Regions from separate parts of the Homo sapiens genome. Here all the other regions are linked to region 1. A link is a contact called in ENCODE Hi-C or POLR2A ChIA-PET data. All regions are on one chromosome and are shown on one strand. The core of a region is the stretch at or near the end of the contact, and the rest is flanking DNA. Distances in the headings are between cores, read along the strand shown.

Evidence for each region. Hi-C counts contacts between places; a loop is a spot of excess contacts on that map. ChIA-PET counts read pairs that join two places held with the same protein, here RNA polymerase II (POLR2A). Pooled maps may share reads with other maps.
Region 2: a loop to region 1 is called in a map of naive thymus-derived CD4-positive, alpha-beta T cell, with 18 times the contacts of the local background. The contact joins the promoter of TP53RK-DT here to the promoter of PTPN1 in region 1. A Hi-C loop is called at or near these places in 1 of 168 maps with a recorded cell type or tissue (naive thymus-derived CD4-positive, alpha-beta T cell) and 5 of 50 pooled maps. POLR2A ChIA-PET finds 5 or more read pairs at or near these places in 1 of 52 experiments (PC-3).
Region 3: a pooled map shows a loop between it and region 1 (15-fold over the local background). The contact joins the promoter of ZNF217 here to the promoter of PTPN1 in region 1. A Hi-C loop is called at or near these places in 3 of 37 single-sample maps with no recorded cell type and 10 of 50 pooled maps.
Region 4: a pooled map shows a loop between it and region 1 (4-fold over the local background). The contact joins the promoter of ZMYND8 here to the promoter of PTPN1 in region 1. A Hi-C loop is called at or near these places in 6 of 50 pooled maps.

What each region holds. Positions count from the first base shown.
Region 1 is chr20:50,509,086-50,511,785 of GRCh38, forward strand. It overlaps PTPN1 (protein tyrosine phosphatase non-receptor type 1), which reads left to right and starts at 1,298. Exons shown (of 10, transcript NM_002827.4): 1 at 1,298-1,505. The coding sequence starts at 1,443. RefSeq lists enhancers at 472-1,059, 1,272-1,371 and a silencer at 932-1,161.
Region 2 is chr20:46,687,921-46,690,620 of GRCh38, forward strand. It overlaps TP53RK-DT (TP53RK divergent transcript), which reads left to right and starts at 1,379. Exons shown (of 1, transcript NR_186399.1): 1 at 1,379-2,369. TP53RK (TP53 regulating kinase) reads right to left here and starts at 1,524. Exons shown (of 2, transcript NM_033550.4): 1 at 1,212-1,524. The coding sequence starts at 1,494. RefSeq lists a silencer at 1,103-1,152 and an enhancer at 1,383-1,972.
Region 3 is chr20:53,592,544-53,595,243 of GRCh38, forward strand. It overlaps ZNF217 (zinc finger protein 217), which reads right to left and starts at 1,296. Exons shown (of 6, transcript NM_006526.3): 1 at 1,213-1,296. RefSeq lists silencers at 7-246, 667-816, 1,307-1,386, 1,477-2,316.
Region 4 is chr20:47,355,300-47,357,999 of GRCh38, forward strand. It overlaps ZMYND8 (zinc finger MYND-type containing 8), which reads right to left and starts at 1,400. Exons shown (of 23, transcript NM_001281775.3): 1 at 1,358-1,400. The coding sequence starts at 1,371. RefSeq lists enhancers at 1,211-1,380, 1,224-1,831, 1,366-1,660, 2,411-2,700, 2,440-2,700 and 1 more.

The DNA of each region.
Region 1 (2,700 bases), core at 48-2,547:
AGTCTAGTCTGTTGAGACCCTAATGCCAGAACTTTTTTTGTTTGTTTGTTTCGCTCTTGTTGCCCAGGCTGGAGTGCAGTGGAGCTATCTTGGCTCACTGCAACCTCTGCCTCCAGGGTTCAAGCGATTCTCCTGCCTCAGCCTCCCAAGTAGCTGGGATTACAGGCATGCGCCACCACGCCCGGCTAATTTTTTTTTTTTTTTTTTTTTTTAGCAGAAACCGAGTTTCACCATGTTGGTCAGGCTGGTCTCGGACTCTTGACCTCAGGTGATCCACCTGCGTCGGTCTCCCAAAGTGCTGGGATTACAGGTGTGAGCCACCACACCCAGCCCTTTTTTTTCAAGACAGGGTCTCTCTCTGCCACCCAAGGTGGAGTGCAGTGGCGCCAAAACAGCTCACTGCAGCTTCCACCTCCTGGGCTCAGGTGATCTTCCTGCCTCAGCCTCCCCAGCAGCTGGGCCCCACCACACCGGCTAATTTTTTAACTTTTAGTAGTGACGAGGTCTGATTCTGTTACCCAGGCTGGTCTGGAACTCCTGGCCTCAAGACATCCGCCTGCCTCTGCCTCCCAAAGTGCTGGGATTACAGATGTAAGCCACCGCGCCTGGGCTCCTATGATTTTTATTTAACATAATGCACCATGGAATTTGTGCTCTGCTTAGTTCAGTCTGAGCAGGAGTTCCTTGATACTTCGGGAAACACTGAAAATCATTCCATCCCCATCCATTCATTCCTGCAGCACCCAAGTGGAAATTCTGCGTTTCAGACAGGGACACTACCCTTAGAGAGCAGTGGGCTTCCCCAGCAGCGTAGTGAAACATGATACTCCTGAGTTTCATGAAAAAAGGGCAGACATCTGGCCAGAGCTGGGAGGCAGGAAATAGAGCACGGTGCCCTCCTCCCATACTCCAGCTTGGATTACTGAGGCTGGGGCCCAGGCCCTGCAGGAAAGGAGGTGCATGACTACTTTAAGGCCACTCACTCTGTGACTCAACGGGCCGGGTCGGGGCTGGAACTCAATGCCCTCCCGGGCCTGGAGAGCCCACGCGCCGTGGGCGGGGCTCCCGGGGTCGCCTAGGCAACAGGCGCGCGCCGCGCCCGAGCCCAGAGCCCCAAAGCGGAGGAGGGAACGCGCGCTATTAGATATCTCGCGGTGCTGGGGCCACTTCCCCTAGCACCGCCCCCGGCTCCTCCCCGCGGAAGTGCTTGTCGAAATTCTCGATCGCTGATTGGTCCTTCTGCTTCAGGGGCGGAGCCCCTGGCAGGCGTGATGCGTAGTTCCGGCTGCCGGTTGACATGAAGAAGCAGCAGCGGCTAGGGCGGCGGTAGCTGCAGGGGTCGGGGATTGCAGCGGGCCTCGGGGCTAAGAGCGCGACGCGGCCTAGAGCGGCAGACGGCGCAGTGGGCCGAGAAGGAGGCGCAGCAGCCGCCCTGGCCCGTCATGGAGATGGAAAAGGAGTTCGAGCAGATCGACAAGTCCGGGAGCTGGGCGGCCATTTACCAGGTGCGGGAGCGCCCCGGAGCGTGGCGGGCCCTTCGCTTAGGCCGCTTGAACATCCCCTCAGACCTCCAGGCCCCAGACTCCCTCTGGGTCTTGCCCTCTGCCTCGCTCCTACTGCTTGAGGATTCGATGGGACAGCGACGCACTGCGTCCCCCCACCCTTTGTCCCCGGGGCGGGCGTGTTTCTCGCCGCAGCGTCGGAGCCCCCTTCGATCCCCCACCTCCCTTCTGTTCTCCAGCTCGGGTGATCTCTCAAGCCGGGGGACCGCCGGTCTGTGCTCTCAACGCGAATCCCTCGCACCCCGACCCCGCCCCCTGCCTGTCCACTCTTTGTCCCCTGGGGTGATTTAGCACCCCCACTATTTCCTTTTCTGGAGTGGACCACCTCAGACTCTCTTCCTTTGTCTCCCTGGGGGAAAAGGTTACTCCCCCCGTCCCTCCTTCACATTTCCTTTCCCCTAGTCTCAGTGTGCGTCGAGTCCCAGAGATGACAGTCCCCTTTCCCCTTTCTGTTCATTCATTTATTGGATAGGAGTTGGCAAGCTTATTCTGTGCTAGGCACCGCTTAGGCATTGGAGGTGGTGTTTGCTAATCAGGACAGGCAAGATCCTAGCCTTAGTGGGGCCTAGAGTCGAATAGGGCAATCAAACACAAAAGCAAATAATTTCAGATAGTGACAGGTGCTGTGAAGAGAACGACTTCCTAACGGGGTACAGGGTGACTGCATAGAAGGCCGGCTGTCTTAGAGAAGGGGATCAGGGAAGGCCTGTCAAAGGAGGAGACATTTGCTTTGTGAGCTGAACCAAGAGGAGCAGAAAGCCGTGAGAATATGGGGCTAAAGAACCTTCTAGCCAGGAGGCCTGCGGTACCCACTCCATTGGGGCCATGATATTATTCTTTCAGGCAGGGACTCAGGAAGGTTAACGTTTTAACCCTCTCTAAAATAGCATCTTTCCTCAATGAGCAGCTTAGTCTTTGGTCGTGGCAGAGATGACCTTGTCTTAGGAGTCATCTCCTTGTGTGTTAAAAAGTTAGGAAAGGAGGGTTTCTCATATATCTATAAAACAAGTAGTTAAAAACACAAAGAGCTCTTCCTTTCACAAGCAGCTGAATAAGATACATACTCCCAATTAAATGTCATTGCGGGGGTTGTTAAGATTAACTAAAACCACACTTGCACAGTATCTTAAATAAGCGA
Region 2 (2,700 bases), core at 129-2,628, 3.8 Mb before region 1:
GGTTCAAATCCCAGCTGCTTTTCTTATTAGTTGTCTAATCTAATCTTAAAATTACATTAACTTCTCTAAGCCTCAGTTTCTGCTACTATACAAGGAACAATAGCTCCAATAAACTCAATGAATCTTTACTGAAAGTCAACCAGGCTCAGTATACTTTTCTAGAAACTGAGAGATGTTATCAATGGGGATACAGCAATAAACAAGCCAGCTATAATACAATCTCTGCTTAACGAAACAGATCATGAGGCTGAAAACAGAAATATGAATACACAAATAACTTCATGAAATCTTAAGTCTCTGAAAGGGCAGCAATGTGTCCGCTTGTTGGCTACTGAATATCCCCCACCCAGATCTCCCAGCACTTAACAATGTCCTGGTACCCACTGGTACCTAAAAAATACTGATAAAAGAAAGGCAAGAAGCGTAAAAGTAAAAAGCCAGGGCTTCTGAGTCAGAGGCATAAGGAGCTGAGGGCCTGGACCGGCCACTTAGTAACCGTGTAACCTTGGGCAAGTTACTTCTCTCTGAGTGTCACTTTCTCATCTGAGGACAAAGTTTATGGTGCTGGCGCACAATGATGTTTAATGAAAAAATAGGCAATTTAATGAAATCCAACATTTATTGGGCACTATGTGCCAGGCACACATTTGAACATAATACGTGACACACATACCTCCTCTAATGGTCACAACATCCCTATGACATGGATACTGCTACTATGTCTCCCATTTTACAGGTGAGAAAACCGAGGCTGAGAGGCTAAATAACTTGTTGAAAGGCTACACAAGCAGCAGAGTTAGTATTTCAACCCAGGGAGCCTGGCTCCAGTGGGGCAAGTACTTGTCATTACATGTTTCTTAAAACTAATAAATGGAAAGATAATGATCGAAAATTGAAACGAGTCAAATGGGGAAACCAAGGCTCAGGGAAGTTAAACATGTTCAACATTGAGCAATAATGACAGATCCCAGATTTGAACCAGGCAGAACGGCCTCAGGACAAAAGCTTGACGCTGCATGGCCACGTGGTTTCTTAAGACTTAACGAATGAAAAAAGGGATGAAAGAATAACATTTCCGAAAGGCCGGACACCGCAGAAGGCACAGAAGGAGAAACTGAGGGAAATCCAGCTTCGGAGCGCAGGGGAGTCCCTCACCCGCCCAGGCCCCAGAGCCTCGGGGCCGCCCACGCCGGGATCCCGGCCCACCTTACCAGCGCGGCGACAGCGGAGGAGCGCCCGGGCCTCCTGCACCGTCCGCCGTCTGCCAAGCCGCGCCTCCAGCGCCGGGTGCCGGTAGCCCTTGGGGAAGCGGTGCTTGATCACCGCCGCGCGGCCCTGGAAGCGGCCACGGAACACGCGCGCCTCGGCACCCTGCTTCACCAGCTCCAGGCCGCTCAAGAAGCGGCTGCTCCGCTCCCGGGCTGCGGCCAGAGCCTCAGCCTCCGGGGCGGGCTCCTCGCCATCGGCCGGCGTAGTAGCTCTGGCCGCCGCCATGACTGCTCGGCGCAACAGCTCCAACCGATCAGCTGTCTCTGAAAACTGTCGCGATGCTTCGGCTCGCTTCGGAAATCCTGGGACTTCTTCGGCAATCCTGGGACTTCTTCGGCTACCCGAATGCGTCCACCCCGGACACTTCCGGCCTGTAAGTGGTTACGCCTCCCAACTTTTCGGCTCTCTGAAGCCTGAGGTTCCCTGCAGGAAGGGCTCTTGTGGCCCCGCCTTCCGCCTCTTCGGCTATCTCCGTACACGTTCGGCAACGCTCAGTAAGTGGCTCTTCCCGACTCCTTGGCTCTCCGGAAATCTTCGGTGACTCTCGCAGCCGGCTTTGGGGGCCCACCTCTCAGTTGGTCGTCTCTTTCCGGAAAACTTCGGCGCCTCTCGAGAAAAACGTCGGACGCGCTTTGCTCTCTTCAGAAGTCTCTTCCGGGACAGCTGTACCCTCTAGTAGTCTCTTTTTGGAACTCCTCTTCCCCTGACTCCTACATTCCCCCCAAAATGTGCTCATACAAGTCAGAGTCGGAAGGGTCAGACAATGAACCATGTTTCCGACATCCTCTTAAGTGCTAGGATAACTACCATTTAGTGCATTCAGAAGAAATAAGGTTAAATGATGAAAATCCTTACAGAAAAGAAAATTGAGACTCAGAGCTGGCAGAGGGGGTGGTAAGATGGGGTGGGGAGTGGGGGCTGGGGAATCCGGGAAAGTCTTCCGGAGACAGAACCTAAACTGAATTGGGAATAATTAAACTTTTTCAGTTTCTACCTGTTTCATTACAAAGCTTATAATAACACAGGCTGTAGCAAATTCTTACAATACGGAACTTTGCACACGCACACATAAATAAATAAACTACCTATCCCCCTTGTGACACTGCTGGCCGTTAGTTTCTTTCCAGAATTTTCTTTCATTCAGTGTGCACACTCACACATCGTTGTGGCGTTTTTTCCAACATAAATGACATCATACTGTGGGTTCTTTGGCAACTTGCTTTTCATTTTCCTAAACAATTTATCTCAGACTATATTCCATATCAATACATACAGAGCTACCACGTCCTTCTACCTGGTCAGGCAGTTTCTTGTTGCTAAACAGTTGTTTCCAGTTTGTTGTTTCTCAGGAAAACACTTTACTTACTATTGCCAGTTTATTATAAAAGATAGTATAAAAGATAAAAATGAACAGCCAGATGAAGACGTACA
Region 3 (2,700 bases), core at 46-2,545, 3.1 Mb after region 1:
CGTCTTCGGTGGCCCTACCCAGAATCCCAAAATGTGGGTTCCAACCCGGGCCCTGAACATCTTCTCAAACTCCCGGGACCCAGGTTCCGGCGCGCGCCCCGCGTGCCGGGTCTTGCCCCTCGGGCGGGACCGCCCAGGCAGCCCCAAATCCAGCCTCCCGGGCCCCCAGCAGCGCCCTCCGCCTCTCCACCATCCCGTCCGGCTCGCAGTCGGGGCCAAATCGAGAGACAAGAGGGCTGTGCCTGAAACTGAGCGGTTTCACCACTCGGCACCTCCTGGCAGAAACTTCCCTTAAAAAAAAAAAAAAAGAAAAGAAAAAAAAAAGCAGCAGCACTTTTGGGCTAGCATTTCAATCCTTCCTGCCCTTTAGAGTTCCCAGTTCTGCTTCCAGCTGGCTTTGGGTGTTCCACTAGAATTGAGTTGTAAAGATATTCTTTAAGTGTTTATAGAACATTAAGACTTAAAAAAATCTTTAAAATTAGAGGAGGGAAAAAAAAAGCCACCTTATCGCACACATCCAGGAAACGCAGCCCCGTGCATCCCTGTTCAGGGATGAGCAGGCGCCCCAAGACTCCCGGGGACAGATTTTTGGGCACCCGAGGGAGTCACGGGGCGCGCGTCGGGGTCCGCGGCGAGGCCCAGCCCCTCCCGCGGTCCCTTAGAGGCGCCCTCCGCCCGGCCCGAGTGGACCGTCCCGGCCATTGTTTACGGGGGGATGCCCGTCCGGACGCATTGTTTTGGCCGCTTCCAACTTGCCCCGGCCCTTCCCCGGGCATCGCGGGGGGACCCTACGCCGACGTTCCCCCTCCGCCCGCGCCCCAAGGGCCAACTGGGCAAATTGGGAGACCCGCCCCGCGGGGCGACCCAACTTTTCGGAACAGCCCCCCACCGCCCACCCCCGCAGACCCCCGCTCCCGGCGGAGATTCAGGGAACCCCGCACCCCAAGCCCCTCTGAATCGTGCGGCGTGAGTGTGACGGCCAAGAGCGGATGCAGCCCGGGATCGCCCGCACCTTCCCGCGGGCGGAAGCGCAGGAGCCGGCTGGGGAGGGGGCGCCCTAGAGGAGCGGATAGAAAGCTGAGACGGGGAACTGAGGTCATCCTGGGGGGGGACAAGACAACGAGAGCCGGGCGCCTCGGGGGCGGCGCGGGAGCCTCCGCAGGACCGGGCGGGCGCCCCGGCTGGCGCGGGCGGGGGGCGCGCCCCCTTTACCTGCGGCTCCGGCTCCTCGGCCATTTCCTCGCGCGGCGGCGGCCGGGACTGAGCTGACACCACTCGGGCCGGCCGGGTTTGAATGAGGAGGAGCGGGCGCGGAGGGGAGGGGGCGGGGAGGGCGGAGGGAGGGAGGGAGGCGTCGCGGAGTTTCTCTCAGCCTTTTGTGCGGACACCTCCCGGATTCCGCGCCCGCACCCGGCCCCCCAAAAGACACGGGGAGCCGCGGGCGAGGGGTGCAGCCATCCGCCGAGGAGCCTAGTGCCTTCGCGCCTCCAAGACCCCCCCCCAACAAAAAAGGAGCGTCCCCCACCCCCACCCCCGCCCGGAGAATATAGGGGCCGGGCTCACCTCGGGCGCGGGGCTAAGGTGAGCGGGGCGGGGGTGCGCACGGGGGCAAAGGCGCGGGCGCCCCCTACTCGTCCGCGCGGGGACAGTGCAGGCGCGGGGGGTCCCTAGAGCCGCCGGGGCGCGGCGCGTCCGGCGCTGGGGGACTGTTGGGTCAGAAAGTGTTCAGGGAGCAGCTGTTGCGCCCTCCCTCGGCCCCGCCGCTCGGAGACGCCCCGCCCCCTGCCTTCACCGGCCGCCCCGCCCCCTGCCTTCACCGGCCGCCCGGCCACGCCCCACACCGCCCCGGCCCCGCCCCAGCGCCCACGTGACTAGCATAGGCGCGCCCCTGCTCCGCCCCCCGCCGCCGACTCCGCCTCCGGGACGGGAGCGAGCGGCGAGCGCGCGCACTCCCAGTTCTCGCTCGGCGACTCCCGCGCACGCGCGCGCCGTGCCACCCTCCCCGCGCCCCCCGCCCCGCACCCCTCCTCCCGCCATCCGGCTTAACGTGGCGGGCGCGCGCCGCGGCGGTAGCCGTGACAGGTACCCGGGGAGGCCGGAGGGAGGGGGCCGCGAGGGTGTGCGCAGGCGCAGATCCGGCCCTGTCCCCGCCGCCCCCTCCTCTGCAAGGTGTGCGCGGGCGAGGGGAGGGGCCCGCGGCCCGAACCCCTGGGTCACCCCGAATTACAAACAAAAACCTTAACGCCGTTGCTCGCGGGTTAGAAGGCAGCTGTGCGCGAAAAACACCAAAGATTTTCTTCAAGCTTGAGGAAGGTCGAGAAGATAAACAGTTTTTAAATGAGTATCTTCAGAAAGCTATTTAATTGTTGTGATTTTTTTTTTTCTGAAAGGGCTGGGCTTGCGCTATTCTAACTTGAGATTTCTAAACTTAGCCTAGGTTCCAAGAATCTACTTGGTTTTGATAGAAATCCATTTGGAGGAAACCGGGGACAAAAAAAGGGACAAAAAAAAAAAAAAAAAAACCGCTACCCTTTCCCCTCCTCCCTACGCACAACTCATTTAAAGCGTTTCCCAAATGTTTTCTTTCCTTACTGAAAAAAAGGACAAAAAAAAGATCCTGATTCCTAAGGCCTGTGATATTTCCCCATTTTAAATAAGCTTCGAGGAACCATAGACATAACAAGCACATCCACAATTTTT
Region 4 (2,700 bases), core at 150-2,649, 3.2 Mb before region 1:
AAATCAAGACACTCTTTAAAAAGCCCTTATTTTGTTCCTGCTAATGAAGCCCCCAACTCCTGTAGCCAAGACCCACTATTACAAACAGACCCCAAATGTTCGCAAAACTCTTCAAACATGGTCACAGAGGAAATGGATTGCTTTACTTACCCAACAAATGTTCAAGCAACCGTCTCATTTTTCCACAGTTAGGAAGAGAGAACAGGCTGGCAGATTTGGGACTTGATCAAAAAGGAAATTTTTTTAAACAGTTACATGGTATTATTAAAAACACACACAACAACAACAACACAACCCAACAACTGAATATGGAATGCTGTCATGAGCCACAGACATGATTTTATTTCCTCTACACTCCATGACACAGGAGAAGAGAGGAGGATACAATGTATAAAAGGGACAGGAAAATGAAAACAAGGATAAAAGGTAACATTAGTTCCTTGAAAATCATGCAAGAGTAGAAAGCTAAGGGATTCAGAATCCTTGCAGATTTTTTTTTTTTTTTTTTTTTGCAGGATGTTGTCCAAGATCTCTCCCCCCACCCCCCAGTCCCCATCCCTACTCCAAAAAACTTCCTCCAAAGCCTAGAAAACACTTTCAGAAACATTTGCTGGCTGTAGGCTGGCTTGCAGAACACTCTGTAGCAACCTAAGTCAGGAAAACAGGCTGAACAATGTAGTTTCAAGTGCAGAAGCTCTGTAGAATAAGAGAAGACCGTGTACAGACACCACCACCCACCTAGGCCCCAGGAGCTAGACTCTCCTTAGCACTGCTCTGCTGAGGGCACAATTCTTTTGCAAACACGCTCCTCTCTTGTCAAAACTTATCCAGCCTTCCCAGAACCTCTTTGGAGAGGCAAACTTGCCTGCTCTGCTGTCTGCCATGAGCTCTCCTTGGAGAGGAGCCTGTTTGCTTACCTTCCATTTTCTTCCCCCAGCAGGGCATGTGGCAAAAGAGAAGACAATAGTGCAGGGGTGGGAGGGGGGGAACTGCTCAGAGAGAGAGAGAGGGGAAGAGAGAGGGAAGAGGGAAAGAAAAAAAAAAAAAGAAGGAAAAAAAAAAGCTTCTTTTTTGGCATACCAGGATCTAGCTTCAAACTCTTCCAGAAACACCATGCCCTGGTGGAAGGAAAGGTGTGCCAGGCCCTTGCCAGTTTGCAAAATCAAGCTATGGCTAATGGCTACTGAGCCATGTGACCCAAGAAAGCAAAAAAATTCTCTCTAAACAGTTCCAAGTTAACATAAGTGCTCTGGGGGTGAGTGTGGCACGGCCAGCCACAGAGAAATCACACTGCTCGCCCACAATTCGGATGTCTCAGAGGGAGGGGGAAAAAAGATGGTTAAAAAGTCGAGCTTACCTCTGTGGATGCATTGTTAACACTGTGTAATGTCAATACTTATAAAACATGGAGGACAGGCTCCTAGTTCTCACAGAAAAAGGGTTTGGCACTTCGGCTGATGATCTGGCCGCCTAATAAAAGCTCATCCCCGATTGGCTGCCCCGGCAAATCGGAGTGTAAAGCCGCCCCGGATTGGCTGAAACACTTCCTGAGCGATTATCTTTGTGAGGCTCGGGTGAGCAAGAGCCATCCTGTGCATAGAAAAAGACAGGCTAAGCTAGGCCTTTTGCAGCAAGAAAAACTTGGGAAAGGGGCCCCCACACGCACTTCTCCTGCACCCTGGCTAGATTTCCCGGCACGGGCCAGCCAGGGCAGCCAGCCTGACCTGCTCCAGGAAAGCCTGAGGCCCGGAGGTCCCTGGGAAGGGAGTTTCTTGGAGTGGGCTGGAACGGCTCACCCTCACCTGCCCCCAGAGAAACGGCCCTTGTCCAGGGAGGAAGGCCAGCCTTTTTCTAGAACAGTCCAGCAGGGTGGCTCTCCAAGGGGAAGGGGAAGCTGGGGAGTGGGGAGTCCCGGGGAAACAGCCAAGGGGCCAGAAAAAGGGGCTTGAGGCAGGCCTCTGAGAAGCTGGGGGAAGCAGGCAGCCCGGGGGAGCCCCGAAAAATCAGCAGAGAGCAGCCCTGGCTTCTCAGAGGAGCGAGGAGTAGCTGCTGAGGGGAGGAGGGGAGCAGAGTGGTCAAGTTTGCATAGTCATTGTCCCCATGCCTCCTTGCAAGGCAGGCCAGGGAGCCGTGGGCCTCTCGCGCCCTGCTTAGCCAGTCCTGCAGGCAAAATCAACGTGGGTTCCTGTCGCCCTGCCACGATGCCAAGGGGGACCCCTCTCGGTCCTTACCCTAAGAAAAACCCAAAGCCCTCCTCGCAGGCCACATGCCTGGATCTACAAACTTCCCTTCCCTCCCGGCCCCTCCCCCGCGGCCGAGACCTGCTAAACCTGTCAGTTAAACACAAATCTGACTTCCGTATTAGCCTGCGATGCCTTCGGCTTCCTGCCTGTTAACCCTCTCTCGGACTCGGGGCCTGGCTGGGAAAAACTAGGCCTTGAGATCGCAGCGAAGGCCTGTGGAAAAATACCAGCTGCAGCTCTCCCGGCAGATGCAGAAAGAGAGAGAGAGAGCCGCTGTCTCTCAGCCTTTGCTTCCCAGGGAGGCGTGTACCTTGTGAATCCAGGGCACAGGCAGTGCCTCTCGGGCTGAGAAGCCATTTCAATCCAGAGGGAGACAGAAAGATGGCACGCTCAGCCCGGAAACAAGAGCCCCCATTATGCGTCAGGCCTACCCCCGTAGGTCAGCCCTTCCTGCCAC